Linked DNA regions of Homo sapiens: region 1 is linked to region 2. Evidence: chromatin loops called from intact Hi-C (ENCODE). Cell type or tissue: heart left ventricle. All regions are shown on one strand. Links, peaks and the distances in the headings refer to the core of each region. The heading gives the core; the rest is flanking DNA. Region 1 overlaps DPF3 (double PHD fingers 3). Region 2 overlaps DPF3 (double PHD fingers 3).

Region 1 (9,626 bases), core at 530-8,529, 85 kb before region 2:
GTTTATTATAGATTTCTCTTCCCACCACAGAGTCTTCACACAAGCTCTTTCCTCTGCCTAGAATGTCCCCATCCCCAATTTGCCTGATTAAGGTCTAATCATCCCTCTGATCTCAGTTCAAATGTCCTCCCCCAGGGAAGTCTTTCAAATCAAAATTACAACCTTAGTTTTTTGCCTTCCTAGGACTAATCACGTGTCAATACAGACAGTCCGCAATTTACAATGCTTTGACTTTTGATTTTTCAGCTTTACAATGGTGTGAAAGCAATACACATTCGATAGAAACCATACTTCAAGGACCTATACAGCTGTTCTGTTTTTCAGTTCAGTATTCAATAAATTACATGAGATATTCAATGCTTTATTCTAAAATAGGCTTTGTGTTAGATGATGTTGCCCAACTGTAGGCTAATGTATATTTTCAAAGTAGGCTAGGGCTGGGCATGGTGGCTTACACCTCTAATACCAGCACTTTGAGGGGCCAAGGTGGGAGGATCCCTTGTGCCCAGGAGTTGAAGACCAGCCTAGGCAACATGGTCTCTACAAAAAATACAAAAATTACAAAAAATACAAAAATTAGCCACGTGTGGTGGTGCGCACCTATAGTCCCAGCTACTCAGGAGGCTGTGGTGGGAAGATCACTTGAGCCCAGGAAGCAGAGGTTGTAGTTAGCTGAGATCACACCACGGCACTCTAGCCTGGGTGACAGAGCAAGAAAAAACATAAAATAAAAAAGTAGGCTAGGCTACACTATGGTTTAGTAGGTTTGGTAGGTTAGGTGTAAGACATGCATTTTCGACTTAGGATATTTTCAACTTATGATGGGTTTGCCAGGACATAGCACTACCATAAGTGGATGAGCATCTGTATGCATCTCTCCCACTGGCAGCAAGCATGGCAGGTCCTGTGTATCCGCAGTGCTGTGTCCCGATGACCAGCACAGGGCCTCACTTGTGGCAGGTGCTCAATGTCAGCTACGGAAAGCAAAGAGATGCACATGTTTCTGACGTGGGCAACTGGGTAGAAGGATGAAGGAGGAAAACCAGATTTAAAGAAGGAAGAAAATGAGTTGAGTTCACCTAAAGCTTGGGAAAGAGACGTAGATTTTGGAGCTGGCAGGGTGGCAATGGATGTTATAAGTATGGGGAAAAGTGTCAGGAAGAGACTGTGGAGAGAGAAAAGAGGTGCCTACACAGGATAGAACTCAGAAAACACCAGGATCTTAAGAAACTGGTGGAAAAAGAGAAACTGATTTTTTAAAAATTTGTTTAGAAAGGGTTGAGTGTGGTGGCTCATGCTTATAATCCCAGCACTTTGGGAGGCTGAGGCAGGAGGATCACTTGAGGCCAGAAGTTCAACACCCATCTGGGCAACATAGCAAGGCCCCATCTCTGCAAAAGACAATTCAAGATTAGCCAGGTGTAGTGGCATGCTCCTGTAGTCCCAGCTACTTAAGAGGCTGAGGTGGGAGGATCACTTGAGCCCAGGAGGTCGAGGGTGCAGTGAGCCATGATTGTGCCACTGCACTCCAGCCTGGGTGACAGAGATTCTGTCTCAAAAAAAAAAAAAAAAAAAAAAATTAGTAATTGTTAAGAAAAACTCACACAGGAGTGAGCAACATAAGCCAAAGGAACAGGGTTTCAAGACGACAGTAACAATGACACCACCAGTCACAGGTCCTGCCAACAGCTATTGAGTGTTTACCACGGACCAGGCCCACTCCAAGTGCTTCAAGTAAATTGACTCACAGCAACCTGCATCCCCATTTTAAAGAAAGATGAGGAGATTCTGCACCGAGGCAGAGCCACAGTAATAAATTAATCAGATGCCTGAGAAGGGTCAAGAAGGTTGGAGACTAAGAGACCACTGGATTTGGAAATTGGGAAGTTGCCTTAGCAAGAAGAGAATCCACAAAGTCGAGGAGCACAACTGCAGGGTGCTCCAAGAAATGAGGAAGTGCTGATGGGGCCAGCTGTGGGAGGAGGAAAGAGGGAGGTTGGTGGGTGGAGGGGAGCTTAGGATCAGGGCAGACCAGGGTGGAGCCTGTGTTTTACCAGCCTATTCTGACTCCCAAGTCTTAGTCCTTGGAATGATTTCATCATAGGGGCAAGAGGAAGAGTGAAGACTTCCAAGAGTTATTTTGGTTGGATTGCATCAGGATGAAACTGCTTCATCACAATGGAAAGAAACGTCTTGAAATCCTGCTTTGACTGGCTTAGAAAAGCCAGCACTGTTTCTCCTTCTGTGTTTAATCATGTCTTCCTGTCACTGCAAACACCATGGGCCAGCTTCGTGAGCCTGTGACCTGTGCTTCCAGACAGGGTCCGAGTTCAGAAAGGCCCCACACTTGGTTTAATGCCCTGCTGTTGGCATCTTGAAATTCTTAATATTTATTGAACAAGGGCCCCCGCATTTTCATTTTGCAGTGGACCCTACAAATCACGTAGCCAGTTCTAGAAGTCTGTTGGGTTCAGAGTGGAGATCTGAGACTAAGTTACTCCAAATAGCTGACCTGATAGTCTGAGAGCTGCCAAGGTGAACCCAGGTCCCAACCAGTCCTGAGTCAGGCATAAAATTCCCTTCTGAGATAATCTTGAAAGTCTGGCCAGAGTGATTAGCTGCTCAGTAGTCATCATCTCAGTGCCATCAACCACCCAGGCCTGGCTTCTAGATCGGCTCTGCCCTCAGAGAGGCAGAATCTGCAGCAGGTAAGTGGGCAGGCTGGATCTGAACTGCCTGGGTTCAAGTCCCAGCTCTGCTGTTGACTCTGTGATCTTGGGCAAGTTACTAATCCTCTCTGTGCCTCAGCATCCTCTCTGTAAAACAAGGTGGATCATGACAGCACACCTGCTCCCCGCGGTGAGACCCATATGAGAGAATGTATTTAAAACAAAGCCCAGCTCATGGGGAGTCGTGGCTGTTCTCAGCTGCTCTCATCACCACTGCTGTCAAAGTGGCCCAACAAAGAGAATAAACCCCAAAGTGGGGAGTTATTTCTCCTCTGAAGTCTGGAGTGGAATAGCAAGGAAAAGAGGGTGGGAAAAGAAACATTTTGAAAATAAAGTACTGGAACCATCTGCTCTCCTTTTATCATGTCGGCATTCTCACTCTGGAAATATCTGTCGTGCGGAATCAGCCTGAGCCCCAGGAGCGCTGAAGCAGCAGAGAGGGTCATGCCCCATCTTCCCACTCCAGTCTCCTTCCCCGGGGGCAAGCGCTTTTGCACCATGCACCTCTGAAGCCACCACCCCTGGGACCAGTCAGCCCTGCCTGTGCACGACCTAAGGTCCTTCTTTTCACCTTGGCAAGCGTGCACCTGGATTTTGTGTTCCTGGCATGGTGCACATGGAGAGCAGTGGCTGTGACAATAAGGGAGGTCCAGCTTGCCTTCTCTTTCTCCTTCCCCCTGGGGCGGATCCATCTGTCAAGGTGCAGAAGGAGTGTTTGCCCACTTCCCAATCCAGAACTGGATTCTGCATGCAGGACCTCCTGTCTGGAGTTATGGATGCCTTCAGTGCCGCTCCAAAATATTTACTGCACGCCCCCTGCCCTCCTTCAAACCTACCCCACTCCTAGTCTGGGCGGGGGTCGGGGGGAGCAGGGAGGAGGAGGAATCAGGGGCAGCTTGTGTGAACAAAGCCGCTGCAGCAGACAGCAGAATCCTTCCTGCCGGGGAGAAGCGGCTGCCTTCCCCACTGATAACTTAATGACTCTGGCACATTTTCATCAGCCCAACTTGGAGCACACAGTGGGAATCTGAGCCAGTGGTTTCCGAGAGACTGAAAGCAGTGACTGAAGGCAATTACAGGATGAGCATCCCAGAGACAAAGCCTGGGCCCTGGGAGTCACCAGCCAGTCACCAGCCACAGCTCATTCCCGGCTCTGCCCCGTGGCACTGACATACAACCCTGAGGACACCGCTTCCTTCTCTCTGCAGCTGGACTTCCTCATCTGTCACCCAGACCCCACCATGCCTGTCATCTGCCGATGCCTCCAAGGCATCACACCTACCATCAGGCAGCACCCATTCCCATGCAGAATCTCACAGCTCAGGAGGCAAGGATCCCCATTCCACAGATGAAGAAACTGAGTCTGGGGGAGTTTAAGCAATTCTCTGGATGGCACAGCCAGAGTTTGAGCCCTGGTCTGTCTGCCCTTGAAGCACGTGACTGAAAGGTGCGCTGGTGAGTCTCTGCTTGGCACTGCCTCCCTCCCCACCCACCCCAACGGCCTGGGGCTGACTGGCGTGGCCTGCTTCACCCATGCTCCCTTGCTCTCGGCAAGAAGGAGGCACCAGCAGGAGAACGGAGGGTGGGAAGAAAAACACGTGGGGACTTGGGCCCTGCCCTGCCTGGGCACTGTGCTATACAGGGGCTGTATAGGGGCCCACCTCCAAGACTCCAGTCCTGCCTGGCTCTGGGAACCCCATGTCTCCCCTGCTCCTTGGAGCTGGGGATAGGGAGGGCTTCCCGCTCTCCCTGTCAGCACCTTCATCTTGCCCACACCTTCATAATCACTCTGGCATCAAATTCCCTTCCATCCAGCCCTTCTGAGTGGAATCCCACATCCTGCCGGATACCATTTGGACACATATTCACACCCTACCAGACCGGCTCGTAGAAGTTTGGGGCCACCAACACCTCCCAACGACCCTCCATCTTCTCTCTGCAGAACCATCTGGGGGATGGAGGCATTCCTACAACCAATTCCCCCGAGCAGGGAGAAGCCCCAACTGAGAAAAGCCCTGTGTGACTCCCAGATACAAACTCAGATCGGGATAAAGCCCAGGAGGTACTTCCAAAAGCCACCTGCTCAGACTGGGTACGCAGGGTACAGTTGTTCATCCCACAGCCACTTCAACTGGCCAGGCTTTTCTCAAAAGCCAACGGTGGATCCAACCCCCAGGTGGGCTTCTCCTCCCTCCCCTGCCCTTGAAGTTCGAGGCCAGCAGACTCGGTGGCCTTCTAGAGACCGGGGGTCTGGCTCTGGGTCTGATACTAACCCGCTATGCACCCTTGGACAAATTCATACCTTTCTGGGTCTTGATTTTTCTTATCTGCAGAATATGGGGGTTGGATCAGATGATCTCTAAGTCCTTTGCATTCTAGCACTTCACAACTCTCTGTAGGTCCTGAAGCTATTATCTCCTCAACTGTGATAGGAAAATGATGAGGCTCCCAGAGGCTGGCTACATCCACCTCCCCCCACCCCACCCTGCACGATTGGCAGCTGCCGTCCCGTGGCTTCATACCTTCTTTCAGGCCACCCTTGATGCTTATTTTAAGCTGAATTCCTTTGGATGGAGACACAGGGGATTGGGGGTAGGGGTGGGGTAAAACACCCTGATTTTTCACAGCCACATTTCTTGGGGCCTGGTGGTGACCCAGGATCTATCAAACTCCAGTGACCCAAAAGTCCTGTGTCTTCATCAAGGGAGAGTGTCCTGCTTATTTTGGGAATTTACTAGATGTGAGGAAGAACAGAGACAAGCAACCAGACTCTCGTTTCAAAATATTCTATCACCTGATTTCTGGATCCTCAGCAGGGAAATGCAGAAACCCCCCAAAACCAAAGCACTCCATGTGTTATGGGAATGTTTCCTGCCCTGCTGAGAAGCCGGGTAACAGAATGCAGGTGAACTCGGGAGTCTGCCTTCTTGGGTCAGCTGATTTGCAATGTGACCTTGGGCAAGTGACTTAGTCTCTCTCAGCCTCGGTTTCCTCGTCTGTAAAACAAGGGCAATAACAGTTTGTAGCTCATGGGGGAGGTGTGAGAACTGCAGGAGTTCATCTTCTTACAATGCTCAGCCCAGTGCCTGGCACACAGCACATGTTCAACAAACATCAGCTATTTTTGATCATTCATTTAACTTGATCAGACAACTCCCTTAGATCCTGCAGCAGCTAGGGCACAGAACACAACTGGGGCCCCAGCTTAGGTGTTAAATAAGTACCTTTTCTTGATTCAGTATAAAGAAAATAAACATTTATTGAAAATATCTATGAACCAAGCAGTGAGCTAATTGTTTTTACACAATTTCTCATTGAACCCTCTTGGAAACCCACTAAGGTTAATATTATTGTCCTCACCTAACAGACCAGAAAACAAAGGCTCAAAGTGGTTTTGTGATTTGCCTGAGGTCATGGCTAGGAAGTGACCTGGTAAAGATTCAAATCCTAGCTTTCTGACTCCGGAGCCACCTTCTTCCAACTGGCATCCCTTTCAGGGTGGTGTCTTTGATTCCTGATTCTAGTGAGTCCTGCGTTAGCATGTCCTTAATGAGCTTAAATTAAGAGTGAAACTGAATTCTCTTTTCAATTGTACAATAAAAATAATTTAAATAATAAATGTCATTGTCAACATTTCTGGGGAAGGTAAAAAGAGAAAGGTCAAAAATCAGACCTGATTACCCTAAGCTGAGGCAGCCCCCAGGCATCTGGGAATCCTGCTAGCATCCTCTCTCTCAATATCTCTGTACACCTCCCATGCCAGGACATCAGTGCGGCCTCAAATGCTGAGCAGGTTTTATTTGTGAGTTCCAGGCTATCCAGTGTGATTCCCCACCCCCTGCCTGAGGTAGGCCTTCTTCCACCTACAATGTCAGTGTAAGCTCCTCAGTGCCTTAGAGGAAACAACAACTGTCCATTAGCATCTGTTAAGACGTTTCTGCCTGGATTCCTGCCATTTCCACCAACTCATATGTCAGTTTCATCACACTCCCAAAATTACTTCCCCTTTTAGGATATTCCAGTTAAGCTACCCCTTTTGTCTCAATGACCCAAGTGCAAGATGTCAAGAGTCATCACTGCCACCTCCCTCTCTCCTCTCCTGCTCTCCACATCCTGTCCATCATCTGCCGGGTTCTGTGAATTTCTCTTTCATTAAGTCTTCTTCATCTGCCCCGTCTATTTCACTGCTGCTATCACCACCATCCAGATTTCATGTCTTCTCCTAGCTGACTAGAAAAGGCTCTTCTCGGTCATCAGGCTTCAGGCTTTCCTCCCTGAACACCGAATCCTACAGATCAACCTTCCTAGAGATGTCCCTAGGATTGTCATGAATTACCACGGACCATGCAGGCCAACCTCTAAGCCAGGGGTCCCCAACCCCCCGGGCTATAGACTGACACCTGGACTGCACAGCAGGATGTGAGTGGCGGGCAGGCAAGAGAAACTTCATCTGTATTTACAGCTGCTCCTCATCACTCGCATTACCACCTGAGCTCCACCTTCTGTCTGATCAGATTAGATGTCACACTGGATTCTAACAGGAGCACAAACCCTACTGCAAACTGCACATGCAAGAGATCTAGGTTGCACACTCCTTATGAGAATCTAATGCCTGATGATCTGTCACTGTCTCCCATCACCCCCAGATGGGACCATCTAGTTGCAGGAAAACAAGCTCAGCTCAGAGCTCCCACTGACTCTACATTATGGTGAGCTGAATAATTATTTCATTATATATTACAATGTAATAATCATAGAAATAAAGGGCACAATAAGTGTAATGTGCTCAAATCATCCCAAAACCTGCCCTCCGCCCCTGGTCCGTGGAAAAATTTTCTTCCATGAGTCCCTGGTGCCAAAAAACTTGGGTACTGTGGCTCTAAGCACCTCAGCCTGATGTTCCCAGCAACCCTGGTCTAACTCTGTGCCCCCAATCTCCCTACCCACATGCTCTGGGTTAGTCGAGCTGAGCCTTCTTCTTCCCTGGTATGCACATCCCACATTCCCTTCTCCAGACATTCATCAACAGTTTGGAAGCACCACTGTGCTGGGGCTGGGCTGCAAGTTGATTCTGGCCTGGGCCCTGCCCTCAGAAGGCTCACAGTCCAGCCTGAGGGAGCAGAGAAACAAACTGTCATCACACAATGTGGGAGGCAGCCTACCAGGAGGTAGGCACAAGGTACCAGCAGCTTCCAGAAAGGGACAGTGATAGTGTGTGTGGTGGGGGAGGGAAGGAGAATGAGAGAGAGAAAAAAAAAGAGAGAGAGAGAGATGAATGACTGGGATCAAATCTTGGCTCTAGCATTTATTCACTATGTGACCTCAGGAAAGTTAATTAACCCTTCCTCTCCCCAGTTTCCTTATCTGTAGGATAGAGATGACCAAAGCATCCATTTCATAGCACTTTTGTGGGAGTTAAAGAGTTAATATAGATGAAGCCAACAGAATATTCCAGGTCTATAATATAAGTCAACAAACTTCAGCATTATCATTATTACCTCTTCCCCCTACCCCTGGGCACACCCATCCACCCCTGGGGGCCAATATCAATTCCATCCATGCGCCCTAAGGGCCTTCTTGGCATCCCGGGGCTGCACTCTCTGACACAGCAGCCCCTCTTCGTGTGACCACTCCCTGCCCTGTTCCTTCAGTGCTCACTGTCCCCTCAATTAAATACCGCCCCGGCAGTGTGCTATCTCCTGCACAATATCAGCCTTTCTCCTTCCAAGCATATTGGAGAAAGAGAAAATAAGACCAAGGTGGGGGAAACCTTTGTCAAGCACATGCCACGTGCAAAGCTTTTTACATACATCATCACAGTCAGCTTTCCCACTGTGCCCCATCCCCACCATACACCGGAGGACATGGAGACTCCTACAGCAAAATGACTTTCTCGATGTCACAGATAACAAGCAGCAGAACCACTCCAAAGTCAGGGCACATCCTGCTTCACCCAGCTCTCTGCAACCTGGCAGACCCATCAGGCTCCTTGCTTTCCTATACTCCCCACCATGACTCAAAATAAGAGAGATCAAAGGCCATGCACCAGGCCCTGCAGCCTCACAACTGTACTTCTAGGAAACAATAAAGCATTATGCAAAGGTATAGCTGGAACAGTGCTTTTTTTTTTCTTTTTTCTTTTATTATTATTATACTTTAAGTTTTAGGGTACATGTGTACAATGTGCAGGTTAGTTACATATGTATACATGTGCCATGCTGGTGTGCTGCACCCATTAACTCGTCATTTAGCATTAGGTATATCTCCTAAAGCTATCCCTACCCCCTCCCCCAACCCCACAACAGTCCCCAGAATGTGATGTTCCCCTTCCTGTGTCCATGTGTTCTCATTGTTCAATTCCCACCTATGAGTGAGAATATGCGGTGTTTGGTTTTTTGTTCTTGCGATAGTTTACTGAGAATGATGGTTTCCAATTTCATCCATGTCCCTACAAAGGACATGAACTCATCATTTTTTATGGCTGCATAGTATTCCATGGTGTACATGTGCCACATTTTCTTAATCCAGTCTATCATTGTTGGACATTTGGGTTGATTCCAAGTCTTTGCTATTGTGAATAGTGCCGCAATAAACATACGTGTGCATGTGTCTTTATAGCAGCATGATTTATAGTCCTTTGGGTATATACCCAGTAATGGGATGGCTGGGTCAAATGGTATTTCTAGTTCTAGATCCCTGAGGAATCACCACACTGACTTCCACAGTGGTTGAACTAGTTTACAGGGGCAGTGCTTTTAATAGTAAACAGATATTAGACTGTCTAAACATCTAACAGTAGAACATTGAGCAAATTACGAGACATGTCCATAAGCTGTGGCACATCTGCATAATGGAACACTATATAGCCCTAAAAACTATGTCATAAAATCTATTTAT
Region 2 (9,626 bases), core at 1,195-9,194:
ACAGAGGTTGCAGTGAGCCGAGATTGCACCACTGCACTCCAGCCTGGGCGACAGAGCGAGACTCCATCTCAAAGAAAAAAAAAAAGTGGAAATCAGGCCATGGCATTCTCTCCTACTAACACCTCCAATGTCTTCTCACTGCACTCAGAGCAAAATCCAAACTCCTTCCCATGGCTACAGGTCCCCAGGCTGGCTGGGCTCACCTTTCCTGCTTCATCCTGTCCCCTGCCTCCTTCCCCGCTGGGCTCCATCCTCACTGCACTCCTTTCTGTTCCTCTTCTATACTAAGGGTATCTCACCTCAGGACCTTTGCATATGCCATCTCCTCTACCTGGCATGACATGCTTCTCCCAGATCTTCTTGTAGCTGACTGCTCCTCTGAGATGTCTTCTTAGGTTCACCCTATCTGGAAGTAGCCCACCCCACCCCAACCCTGCCCTACCCTTTGCTATCTCATATACTTTATTTTTTTCATAACACCACTATCAAAGTTTTTCTCTTTGCCTACTGATCATCTATACACAACTAAATTGCAAGTGCCACGAGAGCAGCGTCCTTGTCTCATCAGATTCCCAGCCCCCAACGCAAGACTTGGCACATAGGAAATGCTCGACACATATCACTCAACAAAAAAATGAAAGCTCTAGGCCCACCTGCAACTGACAGCTTGAATGATACCGAATCCTGGCCTTGTAGAAGGCTGGAAGTCAGTGCTGGCAGGAGACCCCCAGCACAGGGAATAAGAATCACACAGCTGCCACCACCTGATTCCTGGCCCTTTCTGCCCAACACAACATAAATGACAGCAGGTCAGTGGCACAGTCCACAGTCCACACTCAAATCTTGATCATGGCCACCCACATACCCCAAACCTGGAGAGAGACTGGGGTGAGGTAGATAAACGATGCCATTCAAGACATCAGACATTGCTTTCTATGCCCAAAAGGCACATTCCAGGCCTGATATTGGCACCGGAAACTAGCAGTGCCAGAAGATGGTCTCCAACATACCCATCCCATGTCCCTCAAAGGGCCTCTCTCTGGACTAACCTCTTCTGCATGGTCTTTCCTGCAGAGCTGATCCGTGTCCTCCTGCAGAGCCCTGGGCCCACGGGTGGTGCCAGGGGCAGCGGCAGGATGGGGGTGGGGCTGCTTGACAGGAAATCAATGGGAACTGAAGGTCATCCGGAGGGCGCAGTCTCCCCATCACGCACCTGCTGGCATGGGATTTGTGGTCCTGACCTCGCTTGGGGGCCTCTGCCCTCCTGTCAGAGTTGGTTAAAATCAGCCTGCAGAAGCAAATGTCCTGCACACCAAATGATCTCCAGGCAGCCCTTCTAAGGGACATCCAGCCAAACAAAGAAGCACTGAGTCTCATTTCACCCGCCGCAAAGTTGAGAGTCACCCCAATCTCTCTTGGCAGCCTCCTAGGAAAACTGTCTCAGACCTGCCATTTTTGGAGGCACATACTTGTAAATAGAACAAAGCCAGACTGACCAAGAGGCTGGTTATGTCCCCAAACTTAAGTTGCCTGGTGGTGGAGGAAGTAAAAATACACTGGGAACCAAGATGACTGAAACTGAAATCTTGAGTGCACCCTAGAAATGCCTAAATCTGCCCTCAACACCTCTACATGCCAGGATAACGACAAAGGATACCAAAACCTCTGTACTGCCGGAGGGAAATCTCATTTTCTTCTCATCCCAAAAAATACTGGGGAGCTTGGCTGAATCTAGAATCTGATTTTCCTTCCCCCACTATACTTATTTTCCCAGGTTCCCATTCTCCCTTGCTTCCCAGACCTTTCCCCTCTACCATCTTCTTTCCCAATTCGTCCACCTCATCAAGAGTCATTTATCATACAGGCCAGGAGCAAAGCGGTCAGCCTAAGTCTCCAATTCAAAAGTTGAAAATGGGCCAGGCACAGGGGCTCACGCCTGTAATCCTAACACTTTGGGAGGCCAAGGTGGGAAGACTGCTTGAGACCAGGAGTTCAAGCACCCTGGCCAACTTGGTGAAAAACCGTCTCTACTAAAACTACAAAAATTAGCCAGGCTTGGTAGCAGGTGCCTGTAGTTCCAGCTACTTAGGAGGCTGAGGCAGGAGAATGGCTTGAACCCAGAAGGCGGAGGTTGCAGTGAGCTGAGATCGCACCATTACACTCCAGCCTGGGCAACAAGAGCAAAACACCGCCTCAAAAAAAAAAAAGTTGAAAATGAATATGGTATGAAAATAAAGAAAAGGCCAGGCACAGCAGCTCATGCCTGGAATCCCAGCACTTTGGGAGGCCAAGGCAGGAGAATCACTTGAGGCCAGGAGTTGAATACCAGCCTGGGCAACATAGTGAGATCCCCGTCTCTACAAAAAAATAAAAAATAAAAAAATGTTTTAATGAAGAAGAGACACCCTGGACATATTTACAGAAGGATAACAGGATGCTGGTTATAGTAGCAATAGTGGCATAGCTAATATTTATTGAGCATTTACTATGTGTGCCAGGCACTGTTCTAAGCACTTTACATGTATTATCCCCATACAACTTGTAATTGTATTATTCCCATACAACTCCATGATTTTATACCCACCCCCTCACACACCCCACTTTACAGATTGGCAAACTGAGGCACAGAGAGTCTTACGTGATTTGCTAAGGATCTATGTGGCCTTGTTAATACATTACAGTCTTGCCAGAACCTTACTCTTGGCCACTGCACTGTCAGCCTCTTACAAGGGCGCCATTACCCCCTCACAATGAGTTTTGCCTCCAGAACTAGAATAACCTGAACACTTCCTTTCTTGGAGGCACTAGAACACTTCCTTTCTTGGAGGTTTCTATCAGCATCACCAACTTGCTAGCTAATCTTAGCTATTTCTTTTCTTTGTGCCTCAGTATCCCAAACTGCCAAATAGCCCAGAAATAAACCTTCTTATCACAGAGCCACCTCTCAGTAACTCAAAAAAAGTTAATATGGGGCTTCCTGAAAATATGCCATCAGAGAAATACAAAATGTCATTATGCAGTTTAGAAACCAAATCCATCCCAAATGTGAGCAAGGGGCGATGGACTTGAAGAGGCCCTGTGGTTCTGAACATCAACTAAGGCAGAAAAAGAGAAATGCCAGAAAGTCATAAACTAAAGGGTCAGATTAAAGAATCCCAGAATGTTAGACACTGTCTAGTCTGGTGCCTGGTTTTATTGCAAAGGAAATCAATAACCAGGCCAGGTGCAGTGGCTCACGCCTGTAATGCCAACATTTTGGGAAGCCGAGGCGGGTGGATCACCTGAGGTCAGGAGTTCGAGACTAGCCTGGCCAACTTGGTGAAACTCCATTTCTACTAAAAATACAAAAAATTAGCCAGGCATGGTGGTGCATGCCTGTAGTCCCAGCTACTCAGGAGGCTGAGGCAGGAGAATCGCTTAAACCCGGGAAGCGGAGGTTGCAGTGAGCCGAGATTGTGCCATTGCACTCCAACCTGGGCAACAGAGCGAGACTCCACCTAAAAAAAAAAAAGAAAAAGAAAATCAATAACCACAGAGGTGAGGTGACGTCCTCGGGACATACCGAGGCAGAGCTGGGATCAGATCCTCAGTCCAGACTCCTAGTTCAGGGATTCCTCCATCGTTTATGGCAAGGGTCAACAAACTACAGCCCCTCGGCCAAACATAGCCCAGGACTAATTTTTGTAAATAAAGTTTTATGGGAGGCAAGCCATGCCCATCCGTTTACATATTGTCTGTGGCAGCTTTTGTGCTGAAATGACAGAGTCGAGTAGTTCCAACAGAGACCATGTGGCCTGCAAAGCCTAAAATATTTACCATCTGGACCTTTACAGAAAAAGTTTGCCGACTCCTGGTTTTTAACATAAGCCTTGAATAATGAAAAGCCTCCACCCTCAGAATACAAAATAATAGAATAGGAAACCTAAGAGTCACACAGCTTAAGCAGATAGTTTTACAATTATCTCAGCTTGGTACAACCTAATAAAAACCCATAAATACAGTTAATAATAAGGAAAACAAGCACTAGCTCACCCTACCTATTTAATAATTATTGTTAACTACAGCAAGCAAAACTCATAGCTGAAAATTCGTTTGTTTGCTTTTTTCTAGCCTCCCTTGAAAGCCCTGTTTCATCTAGGAAATGCTGTTGGCCAATGGGCGAAAGGACACATCCTAGAGGCGCACAGCCCTAATTTCCTCCTGTTGAGTTGCAGGCTGCTGCTGAGGCAGCTGAAGACTTGAGAGCATTGCCCTCTCTCCAGAGCGGACTCAGAGAGAGTTGATTTTCTCTGTCAAAGGCGATGGCGCCAAAACCCTCCTGTGCCCCTCACTCCAGATAGAACCCTCAGGAACAGCCAGGCATGGAAGAGACTGTCTTTATGGCTTCCTCTCCCTACTGGGCCTCCATGCCCTGCTTACACCCCTTTCCTCCCCAGAAAGTGATCAGGATATGCACACGGCCCACAGAAGCCCAGCCCACAGCTATGCCATCATTCTATCATCCCATGGAATAGGGAAAAGCGGGTCTGCCCCTGTTAGGCTGATGTGGGAATCAAGAGACCTGGATTCCAGATTGGAGTTGGAACTTAGTCACTTTGGGTTTTTGGCAAATCTCTCAAGCCCTCTGGGCCCAGGTCTCCCACGTCAAATGGAGAGATCGTCTTCACATATTCCAAATGATGGAACACGGGCAGAGCCAAATTAAGGGGTGGGGCAGGCCAACCACGTGGCACCCGGGCTCCAGTCTCTAATCACACTAAGTCATTACCAGGAACATAGAAAGGTTTACTAGTGTCACTCAGGCAGAGAACTTTGAGAAATAGGACCTGGCTTTCATGGAATAGTCCAGTTCGCATCAAGGTCCCACTGTAATGATTATTACACTTTTCCCTCTCAAAAGCGCCCTTGCTTGGCTGATAAATGATAAAGTCACCCTACTAATAAGCTGTTTGTGGTGGGAGTGAGGTGAGACACGTGGCCCAAGGCACGGACAGTAATGGCAATACATGGGCTTCTAAGGAAGACAAGTTCAGTTTGGTCAAGAGGTGGGGTGCAGGTCCGGGGCCAGAACTGAGCTGCTAAGGACAAGAGAGGAGAGGCTGCCTCTGGTGGCCCGGCTTCTCCATTTGCCATGCACACAGCCTTTGCCTCTTCTTTTATTTGTCAAATATTTAGAGAATATTCGCCAAAGTGTGAGCTCCCCAGGAGGCCCACAGGTGCTGGAGAGAAGAGAGGGCTTTGGAGAGTACTGTAAGGTGAAAGAAACCTACCAACAGGTGCCTAACTGCCTGGCCATGCTAAGCGCCTGAGCCCTGGGACAGGGTATGATCCCAGCCCTTCACAGTGCCTGACCCTGACGGGCATGCACTTGGTAAGTGTTCATTCTGGGGACCTGGAACAAGCGAAGCTCAAGCCCTCCTTCTGTTCTTGGAAAACTCCTCCTCCCCATGGCAGCTGCATCTCGACCACCAATCCTACTGGACCACAGGATGCAGGAGGACTACACTGTGTCCTGGATCTCGTCATTACAAGAGCAGGAGGTGAGCACTGAGAAAGATCCAGAAGAACTCATGCAAGCAGAGGCTGTGGTCTGTGGGGAGGAGGGCCGGGCAGGGCAGCGGACCAGAGGAAGAAGCAACAAAGAAGGAAGGGGAAGAGGAGGAGGAGGAGGAGGGGGGCCGCAGAGTCACTGTGGGTGGAGGGAGAGCACCGCCAGCACATGCCCCACAGCCATCAATATCTCTTCGGAGGACAGATTATCTGGGGAATTTATGCTCTCTAATAATTACCTTGCAGAGGGTTCCACTTATCTTACCAGAGGAATCTGCCAGTTGCCAGACACACAGGATTCTAGTCAATTCCATCCACACTGCCCTCCCCCTCTGCCCTCCTCCCCACCTCCCTGGCTCCTGACTTCTGACCTCTGAATTCTAACCTTTCTTTGCCTCTCCAGTCTAGGGGGAGGTTGATGGTGGAAGGGTCACAACAACTTTTAACAGATGTAAAGGCCAACAAAGGGGTTGGTGGGTTGTCCCTTATCAGTAGATATGAGAGTTAACGTCCCAAAGTTGAGGCCAGGCCTGAGGAAGTATAGGCTCTTGCCAAAGACAGTGTGTGAAGGGCCAAGCAATGCTTTGGGGCAGACTGACATGATTATTTTTGTCTTCACCTGATGCCATCAGACCTGGTTAGGATTAATTTTATCTTCTAGTCTTCACATCCCTCCTCAAAGCCTTCCTATCCCCAGTCCAGCCCTCCAGTGAGGCCTCCCTCCAATAATGGTGTGGCTACTTATTCGAAAACCATCACGTGTTGCTTTGGGTTGCTGTGGTTTCTTTAAACGCACGTTGCAGTCCTGGCTGTGAGCTCCTGGAGAACATGGGTACTGCATCCGTACTGAATCAGGACTACCTGAGCAACAGTAACAACATCCAGATGGCCCTGACAGTGGGCGGGACAGTGCCCTCCCTGCTTAGAAACAGGAACCACATTTCATCTCCACAACAACCCTATGAAAGAGATGCTACTACTACCCCTCATTATACAGCTGAGGACCTGGGAGCTCAGACAGCTTCAGTCACAGGCCCACGGTCACTTGGTCAGTGGCCAAGTCAGGATTTGAACCAGGTGGTCTTGTTTCAGAGTCTGGGCTCTTAACCACTCCACACCACGCTGCCTCTGTAGGAGAGGTTTGCTGACTGATTCGGACATTTTGTGTTGTATCTATCCGCTTATTTAAGTCATCCTTTTCTAAAATAATAATTTTTTTTGAGACATGGTCTCGCTCTGTCACTCAGGCTGTGCAGGAGCTCTGTCACTCAGGAGTGCAGTGGCATGGCTCACTGCAGCCTCGATCTTCAGAGCTCAAGCAATTCACCTACTTAGCTACCCCAGTAGCTAGGACTACAGGCATGTGCCACCATTCCCAGCTAATTTTTTTTTCTTTTTTTAAGAGAGATCGTGTCTCACTTTGTTGCCCAGGCTGGTCTCAAACTCCTGGACTCAAGTGATCCACCTGCCTCAGCTTCCCAAAGTGCTGCTGGGATTACAGGCATGAGCCTGGGTGCACCTGGGCTGGTGCTCCTCCTCCTTAGGACTCCACTCACTGCTCCCTCCTCAGGGGGCCTCCCCCAAACTCCTTAGCTCTGGCACTCATTCTTTTTCCATCACTCTGGCACGATGCCAACTATCAAAAATTATTTTATAGGCTAGGTGTGGGTGGCTCATGCCTGTAATCCCAGCACTTTGGGAGGCCAAGGCAGGCAGATTGCTTGAGCCCAGGAGTTCAAGACCAGCCTGGGCAACATAGTGAGACCTCTTCCCTACTTAAAATTAATTAATTGGCCAGGCACAATGGCTCATGCCTGTAATCCTAGCACTTTGGGAGGCCGAGATGGGAGGACTGCTTGAGACCAGGAACTCGAGACCAGCCTGGTCAACAAAGCGAGACCCCATCTCTTAAAAAATAATAATAAATAAAAAATAATTAATTAATGTATATGTTTATTTACTACCTGCTTTTCTCAATAGATATAAAAGCTTCCTGGGAGAAAGACTGGTCTAATTTGTTCACCCCTCTATCACCAGTGCCTAAAGCTGGTCCCTAGCATATAGTAGGCACTATATAAATATGAGTTGGATGAATGAATTGTCTGATGTCCCCACTGAGCATTCCATAATACATGATGGCTACTTAATTGGACACTTTATTTTATGCAAACTCATCTATCTGTTCTTTATTTATTAGACTTTACAGTGTACCAGGCACCTTGCTGAGTAGGTTAGGATTTCACTGTACCCTGATATGAGGTAGAGAATATTGTCTTTATCATTCTCATGTTACAGATGAGGAAACTGAGACTCAGAGGTTACACAGCTTGCCCAAGACCATACAGAAATAGGGTAAGACTTAACCCCCATTCTGTCAGTCCCCCTGAGTCCATGATATTAAGCATTCTGCCTCATTGCCTCTGGCTGGGTCCCCTCAGTAACATGATTCTCTTTACCCCTGAACCTCTAAAATGTCCCCAGCCTTACTTCTCCCCCCTCAAGAGCCCCATCGCCTCTTTCTCTGGCCTCTGTGTGCTGGCTCTCCTCCATTGGTCCCTCCAGATTCTCTCTCTGCCATTCTTTTCCCTGCTGGGTGCTGCGGAAGTCTGTCCTGTATGGTCAGCCATTTGCCCTCTTCCCTCTGCTCCTGGTGGTCTGGGTCAATGGCAGGTGCCGAGAGAGGGAAGAGAGACAGGGGATTTCCTCTCCCCGCCCCTTCCTGCTGTGGAGTGTCTGCATCTGCCCACTGAAGGTCACAGCTCCTGTGGGCCAGCCCTCTTCATACAGCTACCTCTGCAATCTGGTGACCTTCCCCACTCCCCCGACCTAGCCCTAGGCTGCTGCACTAGCCCCCCACCATGTGAGTCCCTGCCCGCAGTTTTGAAACTAGACATGTTACTAAACACTCCTCAGTTTACTTCGTGTGGAGCTGCTGCTTTGCTGGAACCCTGCCTCTCGGACATATGAGTGCTACATGGCCTCTGCCCCTCCCCCAGGTCCCCCACCACTGCCGCTGCCCCCTGGTCACTGCAGCTGCCTCACCAGGCCCTTCTTTGCTGCCAGGGTTTGTTCTCTGTCTCCAAGACCTATAAATAAATGTTGATTTGCTGGCTTGAAGGTTTGCCCTGGCAGCCCCACCAGGGAGAGCAGTGCCCTGGGGAGCCCAGCAAGCCCACAGCAAGCTGTCCTCCCAAGACTAGGAGAAAGCAGAGAGCATCGGGTCCAATGCAGGGGTCCCCTATGCTCGGAGCTTCCCCCTGTGCGGGGTGTTAAGGGACCCCTCAGATGATGTCCTGGTGCCTCAAACAAAGCCGCCATCACAGCTTCAAAATCACAATATCATTTGTTGAGCAACTACTATGTGGCAGGTTCTGGGTTGCCATTTGCATACATTCACTTTCATGTTAAAAGACGAGAAAAACAAGTTCACAGAGGTTAAGGAATTTAACCAAAACCTCAAAACTACTAAGTGGATGAACTGGAATTAGATCCCAGGTCAGCCCAAATCTATAAGGCCTTAATTCCCCACCAGTACATGCTGCCTCATGACCGATCCCTTTGAATGACAGGAGGCCCACAGACTCGAACCTAGTCCAGGCAGGCAGCTCAGAGATGCCAGCCACCCATGGCTGGGAGGAGATCAGGTGGAGCAGGATGACAGTTAGGATAAAGGGCACAGAGGGCTCCATGCTGCCTAGAGTCACTTTGTCCAAGGACCATGGCACAGTTTGGCCATAGTGACTGCTGAGCAGCCAGGGGGCTGGAACATGCCCCCCACCCCCGCCCCCAACCCCGACCCACTGCTCCTTCCTGCAGAGCCAGCCAGGAGCCATCACTCGTCCTTGGGCACACACCAGCATTTCAAGAAAACAAGCCTGCAAGCACAGACCCCTCTGAGTCAGGCCCAGGACTGTCACGAGGAGACTCTGAAGGGGAGGGGAGGGACAGGGTGACACAAAGAGGGGGAAGGCCTCCTGCCGCTGGACCTGGAGCCGACTGTGCTTCCCTAAGTCCTTTCTGCAGCCAAAAGGCACATTCCCTGAGAACACCGCTCAAGATCCAAAGGCTTTCGCTTT

The links. Peaks named below come from ENCODE experiments on the same cell type or tissue, not always from the same donor. Only the 100,000 strongest peaks of a DNase experiment are listed, where the experiment ranks them.
Region 1: a loop joins it to region 2, with 2.2 times the contacts of the local background. A loop is called at or near these places in 2 of 110 quality-filtered maps.

The regions. Positions count from the first base shown.
Region 1 is chr14:72,697,962-72,707,587 of GRCh38, forward strand. The region is part of intron 6 of DPF3 (double PHD fingers 3); the gene reads right to left. Among named protein-coding and RNA genes, the nearest start is that of MIR7843, 190 kb to the left of the region's middle. In heart left ventricle, for the core only: no CTCF peak of the experiment used is centred there; DNase peaks (open chromatin) are centred at 1,986 and 3,884; H3K27ac peaks cover 298 bases.
Region 2 is chr14:72,782,763-72,792,388 of GRCh38, forward strand. All of the region lies in intron 1 of DPF3 (double PHD fingers 3), which reads right to left. Among named protein-coding and RNA genes, the nearest start is that of DPF3, 110 kb to the right of the region's middle. RefSeq lists an enhancer at 7,998-8,498. In heart left ventricle, for the core only: no CTCF peak of the experiment used is centred there; a DNase peak (open chromatin) is centred at 8,630; H3K27ac peaks cover 2,617 bases.